Linked DNA regions of Homo sapiens: all the other regions are linked to region 1. A link is a loop called in an ENCODE intact Hi-C map of the cell type or tissue named here. Cell type or tissue: PC-3. All regions are shown on one strand.

Region 1 (5,000 bases):
TCAGACTCAGAGCAGGACTTACATCATCAGCCCCCAAAGTTCTCAAACCTTTGGGTTTGGACCAGGACTTCATCGGCTCCTCTGGTTCTCAGTGCTTCAGGTTTTGATTGAAACTATACCCTCAGTTTTCCTCCAAGCTTTTACTCTAATGTGCAGACAGCAGACTGTGAGATTTCTCAGCCTCTATAATTACATAAGGCAATCCCTCATAATAAATCTCTTTCTGTATGTTTATAATATATCCTACAGGTTCTGCCTCTCTGTAGAACCCTAATACAAAAACAAATTACCATAGTTTTGATTTAATGTCTTCTAGTTTCTATCATTAATGAGAGAGATGAATTGTAGATGGTCTTAAACTTTTTAGGTCTCAATTCTATGCACTTATTTATTTAACAAATATTACTGAGCATCTACTCAGGGTAAACCTTTGTTATGTAAACAGAATAGGTTCATTGCCAGAAGCACACAGCAAGTCACTATGCTGAGACACTGGGTTGCAGCAGAGAAAGAGGTTTCATTGTAAGGTCACCAAATGAGGAGATGGCAGGGAACCTCAAATCCATCTCTCTAAGGAATTTAGTGTTAGGGCTTTTAAGGGTTTTGGAGTGGGTTGAAGAGTGATCATTGATTGGTTGACGAGTGCAGGGTGAAGTCAAGAAACAGGGAGATGAATCAGCTGTATTCTCATGCTGATCCCATTCATCTGTGGGAGTCTGTGGGAGTTGCTGGAATTTGAGTCTGAAAAACATCTAAAGCAATGATTAAACAGAAGCCTTATGATTCCAATGTCAGAGTCCTATCTATAAGAAAACCGGGGATGCAAATGGTCAGAATCATTCCATGCAAGGAAATGGTAAGTTCAAGATGGTGGTTATCTCTGGGGAGGGAAGGAAGAGACTTGACACTGGACAAAGGTAGCAAAGGGGGATGGCAGTTCTGTAGTGATTTTTACAGATTGAATTTTAGCCACAAAGAAGTGGGACAAAGTGCAAACCAGATTAATGCTTAATTATAACTATATTTCTGCCCAGAATCTGGCATGTAATTCTTGTTAGTCCTGTGGGGATAGTTTCAGTCAGGTGCTGTGGAAAATGCCATACCAAAAGGAAAAAATACACAATCTTCTCTCACCACAAAAATATAACATACTAGGATACATATACATCCTACTTGTATATGTAAAATATATAATTTATATTTATTATTTTTTATATTATATATAAAAATAATTTAAATGCTATAAGACAAGTGTATCAAAAATGCTAAGATACTCAAGAGGGAGAGGCATTATTGGTTGGAGTGTGCAGGGGAGAAAAAGAGGAACAGGGAGAAGGTTTCTTGTAAAGGGAGGTTTGGGGTGGGGCTGGAGGGATGGTAAGGCACTACAAAGTAAGAAAGTTGTCTAACAAAGAATAGAGAAAAAAGAGACATTTTTGTCCAACAGTGGCAATTCCTACTTGGCTGCATTGCAGGTTATATGCATCAGGAATAGAGGGAGTAAATTCAGGGAGATAAATTGGGACAGAGCACTGAAAATTTTGAATCTCCAGATAATGAGATTAAACCTTATTTACAAGGTACTAGCAAGTTACAGAATCTCTTTAAGCAGATGTTTGGCATGATGTGAGCTGCACTTTGGGAGAATTACTCTGGCATCATGGGTAAGATGATTTGGACAGGAAAGAGTGCAAGAGCAGCTTCAGTCTTCAGGCCACAGTAGCATAATAGCTCAGGTGAAAAAAAATCATGGGCCTGCCCTGGCGCAGTGGCTCAGGCCTGTAATTCCAGCACTTTGGGAGGCCGAGGTGGGTGAATCACCTGAGGTCGGGAGTTCGAGACCCACCTGGCCAACATGGAGAAACCCTGTCTCTACTAAAAATACAAAATTAGCTGGGTATGGTGGTGCATGCCTGTAATCCCAACTACTGCAGAGGCTGAGGCAGGATAATCGCTTGAACCTGGGAGGCGGAGGTTGCAGTGAGCCAAGATGGTGCCATTGCACTCCAGCCTGGGCAACAAGAGCGAAACTCCAACTCAAAACAAAAACAAAAACAAAAACAAAAACAAAAAACAAACAAAAAAAACATGGGTCTGAACAAGGGGATTAATAATAACGGATAGAAGTGAATACATTTTTTTAAATGAAGAACTGATGAGGAGGTTGGGAGGCAGCTGGGAGGGTATCAGTTGTGGCTTACTTTTTGAATCCCCCCAAATTCCCATAGACCAGGGTTTCTCAACCTCACCACTATTGACATTTAGACTGGATAAGTTTTAGTTGTGAAGGACTGTCCTGTGCATGTTTAATAGCATCCCTGGTCTTTGTCCACTAGATGCTAGTATTACCTCTCCTCCAGTGTGAAAGCCAAAACTGCCACTGATATTGGTTAATTCCTTTGGGGGACAAAGTTATCCCCAGTGGAGAATCACTGCCCTATATAAAACCAATAGAGCCACTATGATAAAAAATTCAAAAAAATCCATAGACAGTATCTATTCATATCTGCTATCTATCTATCTATCTCTATATATAACTAAATGTTAAGCTATTTCCAAAGACTCCAAAATATAAGGGATTAGAAAAAAGCCCTGAGAGCCATCAGACATGAGCAGTATCAGCATCTCTGTAGAAGGAAGTAAAAGAAAGACAATGTGGGTTGTGAGGATTCTGATACCAGAATATTCCATATTTCTTATAGATATACACTGGAAAACGACTGAACTGGGTAAGAGTCTTGCAGGCTCTGAATCATGGGTGAGAGCAAGGGGACCATGTTTGATAGGATCTAATGGTGCTGGAATAATCTGGGCCCTCTAAGCCATTGATGATAACAAGCCAACCTTCCCTTCCAGGAGAAATTGTTAGCATGAGCTTCACATTGAGAAGAACAGGGACAAAAAGAGCAGGAAAAAAATAAAAAAGAAAAAAAGAAAACTCCAGATGAAAAGGGATTAGGGAATAGAAGAGAGAGATTCCACAAAATGCAAGCCTATGTATATTTAAGTTACTTTAAGGTAAGAAACAGAAGAGGGAGTCCTAGAGTCATGAGTCTAGAAAAGTTACTTCGCCCTTTCCTCCCTCCTAAAAGTACACAAAAACTCATTTACTTAAGCATGAGCAAAGCAAAAAGTATGCAGTCTCAGAAGAATGAGAAGCAGAATGAATTCCCTATGACCTGGGAGGCACAAAGAATGACATGCCCTCAAAAACAGATGAAGACTGAAGCCCGGTATTTCAAAATGAGCTAAAATAAACCAAGCTAATGGTAGAAGCTGTGACAAGAAATCACAAATAGAATAACTCAGAAATGAGATGATTAAGGAAGATTTAAAATTAGAGTTACATAAGTTGAGAAAAAACTAGAAATAAATAAAATCATTTCACTAAAGAAGTTGAGCCAAGAGGAACACAAAAGCAAATAAACAGAATAGTGCAATGAGAGAAACAGAACATAGAAAGGAAGAAAAAAAATTTTAATCAAAATGATGTAAATAAAGCGTTAAAAAAATAAAGCACCTGAGAGAAAATGATGGTTTAGAAATTTCAACGTATGTCTAATACAGGGGTTCCTAACCCAGGGTCCATGGATGTCAGGGTTTATGGGTAAAATTTAGGTGGTGCAATGAACTTGGTTAAGAAATATATTATGTATATATTTTTACTGACCTCTGGCTGAAATTTAACGTTTTTCTTTAATTATCAACATATGCACCAAACCACAGTAGTACTGACAGTATCTACGATTTTATCACCAAAAATGATCACAAAAGTCAAAATGCCAAATTACAGTTTGGAAAAACAGCTCCAAATACCATTTATGCTCATCACTTTTTTCAATTTGTAGTTGTTAACTATATTTAGATCTCATTAATTAAGAACTATATCTCATTACTTAATAGTTAATAAAGAGTTAATAACTGCAACATAATTTTAAATTATTTTGACAACTGTATTTCAATATAATTAGTTTCCTTTGAAATGCTGTATGTTCTCCTTTATACATCTAAAAATATTATTCTGTGAAACACTCCATTGTTTTTGCCAGACTGCTGCTTCCATGATACAACAAATTTGGTAACTACTGTTATATAAAAGGAATCTCTGAAGAGAAATTATAATTTGAAAACTTTCCTAAAATAAAAACAATTAGAAATTATGTATTAAGAGGACTTGAAATTTGACCCATAATGGCCAACACCATCCTTTAAAATAAATATCTTTAGGCTATCCCACCAAAAAGATAAGTAGAAAGAAAGTTAGATTGTCATCAGAATTTTTAACAGACATACTTTTAGGGCCAAAAATATTATAGTAATATATTTAAGATACTCACAAGAAGAAAATGTCAGCCAAGAATCTTATGTTCAGCCAAACTGACCTTTAAGTACAAAAAGCCTATGGTCAATTGATGTCAACATGCAAAAACACAGAGAACATTGTTCTCATGTGCTCTTCTTAAGGAGTCTACCAAACCACAAAGAAATAAGAATGGATTTAAGAGCAAGTGTTCAAAACTTTTATGGCACTTTGACATTGCCATGACATCCAAGTACATGAATCATTTCTCAAGTAATTTGTTTTCATTGTATTTTACTAAAGTATTGTTCCATGAAAGATTATTATAAAGTTTTAAAAAATCCCTGTACTAAAATATGAGCTTCAGACAACCAAATTTACTGAAAGCATGGGTAAAGAACATTAAATATCAATATACTTGTACAATCAAGACCAAAAATACACTATAAATGAGGCAGTCTAGTATGTAATGTCTACATGCTCTGACAATGCAGATAATATGACTATGTTTTAAATGAGGGAATGAGGAATAAGGAAATTACATGAAAGTTGGCTTCTAGTTTTGCCCACTGAAAAGGCCTAGAAACAGTGATCAAGTTATTAATAATAAGCATATGTGGCATGCAGCTTGTAGTCTTTAAATGCTATTTCCTACTCCTCGGATGTGGATGGTTGCAAGCTTAGGCAGAAATGTGTATGA
Region 2 (5,000 bases), 80 kb before region 1:
TGACCTTTGCCCATCCTGTAACTTTTCTCCAGGTGTTAGGTCTAATCATTACAGCTAGACCCACCTACTATACATATGTGAGTTAATTTTTACAAAAATCCTATGAGATTGAAAACATAATCCTCATTTATAAATGGGGATAGTGAACTTCAGAAAGATGAAATAAATTGGCCAAATAATGGCACTGGGATTCAACATTTCATGGCATCAACATTTTTTGACCAGTTTTTCCCACTATCTCATAGTTTTTGTCCTTTGAAACTACATAATGTGGCTAACAAATTCAGTTTAAGAAAACGATGCCTCCCTCTGTGCTTCCACCATATTTTGGTTCGTCTTTACACAAAAATTGAGGCATCCCATAGAGCCCTGGAACATGGACTCAGAAAGGATTTGGAGCCAGGAAAAGGCAAGGCCCCAGAACTTCAGGAAGACACACTTTTAGTTTCCCATTCCTGCTTTCCACTCCATCCCTTCTCCCCCTGCAGACTGGATTTCTCACTATGTCAGCAGACAGCCTCCTCACAACTCCTGAGGTCAAGAGAGAAGCCTGCACTTGAATAGAATTTTAATTGTGATTCCAGCTCACCAGGAAGAGGAACCTGATTGGCTCAGCTTGGATCAAGTGACCACAATGTTTAATCAAGTGCAAGCCATAATCATGGTTGCCTAGGGACCACCTTTATGAGTGATAAAAAATGACCACAAAAAACTTAAACATTAAAAAATTTTTTATTAGTCAATAAAATATAATCACTGGATTTTGTTCAGATTAGGGTCCATGTTTTTAGTCTGGTTAATTCTTAATTTTTTTTTCTTGTTGGGTGTTATTTCAAATTACCTATGTGCAGATATGCAGTCAAGGAAATGTTGTTAATGATAAATATAAAAAACAGCTTTTCTCCCAATGCCTAGAACTGCCATCGTTCAGTAAAGTGACAGCATGCTTGTCTCCCCCTCACATCCATTTTCTTAGGAAAAGAGTAACTCTTCTAACTCCTTGCAGAAAATTTTACACTTTGATGAGAATGAGAGTAATGCCTTCCTTGAAAACAAGTTTAAAGAAGGTGAAATGAGGCCGGACACAGTGGCTCACACCTGTAATCCCGGCACTTTGGGAGGCTGAAGCAGGTGGATCACTTGAGGTCAGGAGTTCGAGACCAGTCTAGACAACATGGTGAAACCCCGCCTCTACTAAAAATACAAAAATTAGCCAGGCATGGTGGCAGTTGCCTGTAATCCCAGCTACTGGGGAGGCTGAGGCAGGATAATCACTTGAATCTGGGAGGCGGAGGTTGCAGTGAGCCGAGATCATACCATTTTACTCCAGCCTGGGAGACAGAGTGATACTCTGTCTCAAAATAAAATAACGTGAAATGTTGCATGAAGTCACTTGTACCTACCGGGAATGAGAAGGACACTCCACCAGAGGCCAAGGATCCGAGCTGCAGGCTGTACTTTTCACAGCTGTGTCCAGATGTAGAACCACACAGGCAGGTTACGTGGTTGGTGAAGACACATGCTTTGATCATGCCAAAGCCTGTAGCAGTTTGTAGGCAAAGAAGTGCTGTGAAAGCTGTGTCCTCCTGGTTTTTTCCTGGAAATAGCTCAGGGACAATGGAAGCTGCAAATTAATAGCCACACCTGCTTGACAGCAGCTGTGGTCTCCTGTGGGCTATAGGTTCTTAATGACTCCGCTAGTGAGGTAAGCATAGGGAATACAGTCCAGCATGAATGCAGAATCGTAAATGATACAGACTCAGACATATTATAGTTACATCTACATGAAAGCAAGTTATTTCTTTTTTCTGGGTCTCAGTTTCTTCATCTGTAATATGGGGAGAATAAATATCTTCCTTACAAATTTAAGTAATAACTGAGCAAAAAAATACATGTATGGTGTATATTACATTTCAATGGATACAGCAGGCACATAATAAGTGGTAGCAATGAAGCTATTTGCTTTGCTCTACCTTGGTCATGAATAACATGAATAATTGGTAAAGCCTCAGAAGAAGATGCTTATCAATGCTTTTGTGATTGCTCTCATCCCTATTTTCACTGGAAATAAAATAGCCCACATCGGTGACCAAACAGTGATTCTTTTTTTTTTTTTTTTTTTTTTTTTGAGATGGAATCTCGCTCTGTCACCCAGGCTGGAGTGCAGTGGCGCGATCTCCGCTCACTGCAAGCTCTGCCTCCCGGGTTCACGTCATTCTCCTGCCTCAGCCTCCTGAGTAGCTGGGGCCACAGGCATCCACCACCACGCCTGGCTAATTTTTTGTATTTTTTTTAGTGGAGACGGGGTTTCACCGTGTTAGCTAGGATGATCTCGATCTCCTGACCTCGTGATCCGCCCGCCTCAGCTCCCCCAAAGTGCTGGGATTACAGGCGTGAGCCAGCACGCCCGGCCAACAGTCATTCTTTACTATTCTTATTTGTGAACACTCACCTTGTGCTGCCATCTGGAGGCCAGGCTGGTAGAGAAGGGACTGGGTCCAATTTCAGGTCTACCGCTAAACTCAGCAGCTGTGTAAGCTCTGAAAAATGGCTTAACTTATCTGTGCCTCAGGCTCTTCATCAAACATCTGGCTTTTATCACAGGTTTGTTACAACCAGTAGAAACCACAGCTGGAAAAGTACTTTGGGGATGTGACTACAAGATACACAGCAGTAAACACGCTGCTGAGATATTCACCCAGACTCCCCATAAACAGAGAATGCTCTGGGAGAAGTTCAGAAGGAAAAACCCCGATTTCTGCAAGAAATCTAGCTGTCTTCTATGGGCTAAATCTACAGATTTACTCTTATTGGAGTTAATTCCATTTTCCCAGGAATAGGAGTAAAAACAATTTCATCAGGATCCTTAACTATAATTCTTCAAACATAACTGGTGCTTGTCAGCTAGTCATTGCTTAGTTGCTTGAATGTGCATGTTCACAGATACTAGTATTCCCGATTTAAATTTCCTCTCCTAGGCATCAACTACAAATTTTCTCCTCATTGCTCCTCAAGAGGGTGCATTTCCTCATGGAATTCAAGGCCACTATATTAATGGAACTCCAGGGGAAGGGATGGAGGGGTCACAGTCCTCCCCCTGCCTGTGGTCCTTTCGTCTCATTTTTTTTTTTAGAGCACATGAAGTTGGGCTGACACTGCTTTTGCTTCAGAATACACCCTTTAGCATTGTCATCATCACCATCCTTATAAAGTATCAATAAGTAGGAAATACTCTTCAAATCTTTGGTGAAAGTGGTCATATTTATTTTTCAACAAAAATGTTTGAGTTCTATATATCAGAATAGCATGACGTTTTCTATCTCTTGATTTGATTCTCCATTCTTTGAATTTTCCAAAAACCAAAAATTAGGTTCTAGGAGCACAAAAGAATATGAAAGTCATTCAGGCATACACACACAGTCACTATCACGAGAACAGCATGGGGGTAACTGCTTCCATGATTCAATTACCACCCACTGGGTCCCTCCCAAGATATGTGGGGATTATGGGAGCTACAATTCAAGAGGAGATTTTGGTGGGGACACAGCCAAACTGTATCTTTCTGCTCCTGGCCCCTCCCAAATCTCATATCCTCTCATTTCCAAACACAATCATGCCTTTCCAACAGTCCCTCAAAGTCTTAGCTCATTCCAGCATTAACCCAAAAAACCAAGTCCAAAATCTCATCTGAGACAAGGTAAGTCCCCTCTGCCTATGAGCCTATAAAATCAACAGCTAGTTAGTTACTTCCTAGATACAACAGGGGTACAGACATTGGGAAAACACACCTGTTTCAAATGGCAGAAACTGACCGAAACAAAGGGGCTACAGGCCCCATGCAAGTCTGAAATCCAATAGGGCAGTCATTAAACCTTAAAGTTCCAAAATGATCTTCTTGGACTCCATGTCTCACATCCAGGTCACGCTAATGCAACAGGTGGGCTCCCATGGCTTTGGGCATCTCCACCCCTGTGTGGCTTTGCAGGGTACAGCTCCCCTCCTAGCTGCTTTCATGGGCTGGCGTTGAGTGTCTATGGCTTTTCCAGGTGCATGCATAGTGCAAGCTGTTGGTGGATCTACCATTCTGGGGTATGGAGGACTATAGCCCTCTTTTCTTTGCTCCACTGGTCAGTGCAACAGTGGGGACTCTGTGCGGGGACTTCAACCCCACATTTCCCTTCTGCTCTGCCCTAGCAGAGGTTCTCCCACAAGGGCTCCATCCCTGCAGTAAACTTCTGTCTGAACATCCAGGCATTTTCATACATCCAGCCAAAGTTTCCTGAACCTCAGTTCTTGTCTTCTGCATACTCACAGAACCAACACCATGTGGAAGCTGCCAAGGCTTGGAGCTTGCACCCTCGGAAGCAATGGCCAGAACTGTACCTTGGCCCCTTTTAGCCATGGCTGGAGTGGCTGGGGTGCAGGGCACCAACTCCAGAGGCTGCACACAGCAGGGGGCCCCTAGAACTGGCCCAGGAAACTATTTTTCCCTCCTAGTCTTCCAGGCCTGTGATGGGAGGGGCTACTGTGAAGGTCTCTGACATGCCCTGGAGACATTTTCCCCATTGTCTTGGTGATTAACATTTGGCTCCTCATTACTGACGCAAATTTCTGCAGCCAACTTGAATTTCTTCCCAGAAAATGGGCTTTTCTTTCCTACTGCATCATCAGGCTGCAAATTTTCTAAACTTTTATTTTCTGTCACCACTTGAATGCTTTGCTTCTTAGAAATTTCTTCTGCCAGATACCCTAAATCATCTCTCAAGTTCAAAGTTCCATAGATTTCTAGGGTAGGGGCAAACAGCTGACAGTCTCTTGCTAAAGCATAGCAAGAGTGACCTTTACTCTAGTTCCCAACAAGTTCCTCATCTTCATCTGAGATCACCTCAGGCTGGACTTCATTGTTCATATTACTATCAGCATTTTGGTTAAAGCAATTCAACAAGTGTCTAGGGAAGTTCCAAACTTTCCCACATCTCCCTGTCTTCTGAATCTTCCAA
Region 3 (5,000 bases), 320 kb after region 1:
AAATAAAGTAGAATTGGACCCAAAGTATAAAATAAATAACCGAGAATCCATACTGACATAAATAAATGGTTGGATAAATAAATGGGAGAGAAGCAATAAATCCCTCACACAGAAGCATTCCAAATGCTATATCCTAGATGTAGAAGATATTCCTTCCTCAAGTTGGGGCAGGGGAGCTTCATTCCCTACTGCTTCAGTGTGAGCTGGGCTTACTGATTTCCTTCCAAAGAGTACAGCATGGAAAAAGGAGGATAAAAGAGTAACTTTACAATGGAGAAATCTGGCAAATACTACCTCAGCCAGGTGATTAAGGTGAGTATCAACAGTCATAAATCATGTCGATAAAATGTACCCTTGGTATGACATAATAAAAATGGCATTTTACCTCTGTGGTCTTCCTCCACCAAACCTTTCCATAACCCTAGTCGTGACAAAAACAGCAGATAAATCCAAGTAGAGAGGCGTCCTATAAAATACCTAACCAGAATTATGAAAGCCATCAAAAACGAGTAAAGTATGAGAATCTGTCACCACAAGAGGACCCAAAGGAGACATGACTAGTAAACTCCTAAATATCATGTGACATCCCTGTATGGAATCCTGGTACTGAAAAAGGACATTAGGTAAGAACAAAGGAAATAAAAATAAATATGGACTCTAGCTAATTGGGAAAAATAATGAGCTAGAAGGATACCTCCCAGTATTATGATACAAGCTGGGGAGAGCAGTGTTGGCCATAGACATGAAGAAAGTGTACAATGAGGCTGTGTGGTGGTTCAAAGGAATTCTAGAAGAATCCAAAATGCCTTATATTTTTTAAACAACACTGGTACCTTATGTGATGAGGGTGAATCTGGGTAGCAGGCATATTATTATTGCTATACTATTCCTTAATTTTTCCATAAGTTTTAAATTTATCATGAAAAATAAGTAAATGTGTTTGTCAAAAGCAGGAAGCAGGTAACCCTTTGAGCTGCAAGCTGTCATCTCTGTACAATGGTTTTCCAGCTGAGCTCTGTAGTCCCATTTTTCTTATCACCGTCTCAAGGACCAGAGCACAGGTATAGAAGGCTGAGTGGGCAGGACTCCAGAAACTACTGTTGCTTCAACCAGAGCAATCTGCTCCCAACTGTTTTATCAACTGGGGTGACTATGTAATAAGGAAGGATGCTCCCTCTTAAAATGGATACTGCTGGTTGTGATTTTTTTTCCTTAAGAACAGCATCCTCCAATTTTAGCAGGACATGTGGGCACTCAGAATAAAATTCACATTGCCCATGCTTCCTTGCAGGTAAGAGTGGTCATCTGACCATCTAAGTTATAGAAAGTAGGATGTAAAGTATCCTTAAAGGAAGTGTCATTCTCTCTCCTGCCCTTTCCTGCTTCCTTCTGGCTGAAATATTGGATGCGATGCCTATAGCTTTCAGATTTTGTGAACATCTGGAACTGTGAGTTGACCTTCGGAAAGTAAGGAACACACGGTGGAGCACCAAGATGCAATATGAGAAAGAAATCAACCTGTGTCTTATTCATTTGGTGATTTAATTTTTTTTCTATTCCTTGGAGCCTAATCTAGTTCTAGCATGTCTAAAGAAATGTCACTCATTTGGATGCATTAATTGGGACAGACTGTGGGCCCAAAAGAGGATTTCCTCTAATCTCATGGGTTAGGGTGTTGATGTATAAGGGAGGCTGGTTTGGGATATGAACTATCTCTGAGACAGGAAAACCTTCATGCCCTAGCTTCCCAGACACTGTGGGTGAGAATGCTTTGGACCAATGGCTGTAGATTGTGTTATGAAAGGGCAATTACCTAAATGGTAGCGCCATATGAGCAGGAGCACAGATGACCATAGCTCTGCCTAACACAGAGCAAAAGAAGTTTCCATTCACCCCTCACATCTACAGTCTACCACCAGCCAAAAAATGGTAGTGTGTGCAGGTAGGTCTCTGCTGTGGTATTCCATGGACACACAACTGCCATGGCTTAGGGACTACAGTCTCCACCAGTGACACCATGTGGCAGCAACAGCAATGACAGCAGTAGAGGTCTTGGCTCCTGGTAAATGCATTAGGCTATTTTGGATTTTTTCTTCATGTGGTGTCTTACATGTCATGGACTGAATATACACTTTTAGCATTGTTGGGTTTGTTATGGGAAGGAAGGGTCCAAGTAGAAAAGAGAAACATTTTCATGACACCACGAGGGAACTTAGCACCATTTAATTTGAATATGAAAAGAGAGATGACCTGGGTTTGAACTCCTACATGGTGAAGTGGGACATATTGGTTACATGTGTAAGATTTCATTTAACATAAGGTTTTGCTGCTAAAGTAAATTTGAAAAATCACTGCCTTATTGTGAATGAAGCCTGAGGACCTTAAAGTTAATGCGTTAAAACTCCAGACTTCAAATCAGACACACAGCGTTTGAATCCCAGCTCCCCTGCCTCTTTCTATGCTCATGGACAACTAATGTAATGTTTCTGAAGCTCCATTGCCTCTTCCAGACAACGGGATAACTACATCTAGCTTTCCTATTTGGGGAGTTAAGGAAGATATTGTGCACAATGGATATCCGTGTGTGAAAGTAGTTAAGGTGAGTTAGCAATCAAATGACAAAAAGTGATGAACTATGAGTGGTACATAGAATCATGACTCCCCAAAGATGTCTAGGTTTCAATCCCAGGAACCTGTGAATATGTCATCTCACATGGCAAAAGGAACCCAGTTACCGTAATGCAGGAGCTGGATCTGTTTTAAAAGAGTTTGGGTCTTTCAGAACCACCAAGCAGTGAAGAGATCCTGAGCCACTATACAGTTAGTATTTGTGGTTGGAATAATTATGCCACTATATGTGTGACATGACCATGGCCCTTGGAAAGGACAGACATGCACACCATAAACTAACACCAACATTATATTCAAAGAAAGGGACTCAGGAGCAATGACAGTTATTTCAGTCACAAGCACTCCAGAGAGAAGGCAGGAAGACATCATGGTATGAAGGGAAAGGAAATACCTTTTCTAACTCAGTCAGTACCAGTGTGATCCTTGGCATAACACACTATCCTGGAGCCTTAGTGTCAATGTATTTGAAGTGAAATTGAATAATATATGTGGCTATGAGGTCCCTACCCAACCTAACTTTTAAAGCCTCTAAGTGGTAAGAACTCCATTTTACTGTCAAAGAGCTCACTGTATTAACATTTCTTTCTCTATGGGTAAACAAGTAAAAAGGTTTATAACCAAGTTACTTTCCTCTTGATGAGCTTTTTGTATGTTTTCTTACTTTCTAAGAAAAGCGCTATATTTTACCAAATTTTACTATTATAATTCCAAACATGAGCCATGATTCTCTAGACCCATTAGCCCTGTTAAACTATTCCCTAAGATATCACAAAAAAATACTTGGTCCTTTTTCTTATCTGCAGTTTCTTCCAACGTTTTTTTCAATCTCCTCCAGCATTTTATTTGCCGCCAAACTGATTCACAAGCCCTCTAAACTGTGAGGCACTGAGGTTTCTGACCAACGTACCAAAAACCTGGGACTCTGGGTTATGTTGAAATGAAAAGGAGATAATTCCGCAACCCTGTTAAAACTACTAAGACAAGATAGTCTCCACAGAAACCAAATATTTAAATTCTAAAATATTGAGGGATAATAGAGTCATTATTATTAAAGTGAAATCATTCAAGCCTCCTTTTGTTGGATATGTTGATTCATTCTTTCTAGTCCTGTGAATTGGACCTCCTAGAATAACCTGATTGGGGCAAATTCAACACATTTTAGTTCAATTTTCTCCAATTCAAACACAACTTGCACAATGAGGTGAGTTTCTAACAATTCAAAGGAACAAACCATTAAATTAAAATTCCTAACTTGATTGTTTGAATCACACTGGGCTAAATTTACATTCTCCGTAACACTGTGGGAATTCACTCTGTGGGAGATTTTTCTAGCTACATTTTTTTAAGCAAACCTTTTCTTTTCTCTTCTTCTTTTTAAGGGTGAATTAGTTGTTGCTGTACCTTTAATGATAAGAAGAAAGAAATAAAACTGGGCTCCAGGAAAAAACAATGAGGCAATAATTTTGAAATTAAAATACAGCGCATGATATATCAATATAATTGTCCTGCGTATGTGGAGATAACTCCGCTTTGATGGTGTTATTTCCTGAGCACGCAAAACCTAATAAAATCTGGAGGCCTGAATTGATGAGAAATTCAGCGTTAGAGATTATGAAAAACACACACTCAAATAGCCAAACAAAATTACTGAAAAACAATTTTAGTGCAGAATTATTTATCTAAGTAATGCAGGAGGATTTATAAAGATCTCTCAACATTAAAATAAATTACTTAAAACACTTAACTTCTTTGACAAAGGAAAATGCGATTATGTAACTAGCTGTTTGACCTTGACCAAGTCAGTTAATGCTTCTGTGCCTCAGATTCCTTAATGTTTTCTTAATCATCCTTAAGGAAACTTTTAATTCTAAAATGTCTATGATTGTATGCTTGTAGTGACAGGTTTTTTCCCCTTATCTTTTATCCATCTCATTTCTTCAAAATGAAATCATTATTTATGGAATAGAAAAGATTCAGTAGTGACCAGCTCACCAATTGATAATATAAATGCCAAATTGCAACAGAATCAGCCATGAAAGCATACAAGCAACCACGAAGTATACGAGGGAAAAAATCATCACGATGCTAGCCTTCCCTACACAAATGTAGTTTAACCACTTATTTGTTTGATGTGACGTTGTGTGTCATTGAACTGTTCCAAGTCTATTTTCTTTTTCTCAAACATAAAATGGAGGTAATAACAGTATTTGCTGCACAGGATTACTGGGAGGCTTAAATGAAACCCCAATGCCTGCCATGCAATAAAAGCTCCATAAATATTTCCCATTACTACCATCATCATCATAAATATTACAGATAAACTCTCAGCTGTGATCACCATTTGGGGAATAAATTTGAAGGAACTGGAC

The links. A loop is a pair of places that touch in the nucleus more often than their neighbours do. Peaks named below come from ENCODE experiments on the same cell type or tissue, not always from the same donor. Only the 100,000 strongest peaks of a DNase experiment are listed, where the experiment ranks them.
Region 2: it touches region 1 in a loop (2.8-fold over the local background); 2 of 110 quality-filtered maps call a loop at or near these places.
Region 3: it touches region 1 in a loop (10-fold over the local background); 3 of 110 quality-filtered maps call a loop at or near these places.

What each region holds. Positions count from the first base shown.
Region 1 is chr10:61,268,528-61,273,527 of GRCh38, forward strand. No RefSeq gene overlaps it. Among named protein-coding and RNA genes, the nearest start is that of TMEM26-AS1, 180 kb to the right of the region's middle. In PC-3, CTCF peaks have their summits at 3,016 and 4,038; a DNase peak (open chromatin) is centred at 3,104; H3K4me3 peaks cover 348 bases; H3K27ac peaks cover 347 bases.
Region 2 is chr10:61,188,295-61,193,294 of GRCh38, forward strand. No RefSeq gene overlaps it. Among named protein-coding and RNA genes, the nearest start is that of LINC00845, 170 kb to the left of the region's middle. In PC-3, a CTCF peak has its summit at 2,485 (motif pointing left); a DNase peak (open chromatin) is centred at 2,477.
Region 3 is chr10:61,590,761-61,595,760 of GRCh38, forward strand. No RefSeq gene overlaps it. Among named protein-coding and RNA genes, the nearest start is that of CABCOCO1, 70 kb to the right of the region's middle. In PC-3, CTCF peaks have their summits at 2,029 (motif pointing left) and 2,234; DNase peaks (open chromatin) are centred at 361 and 2,021.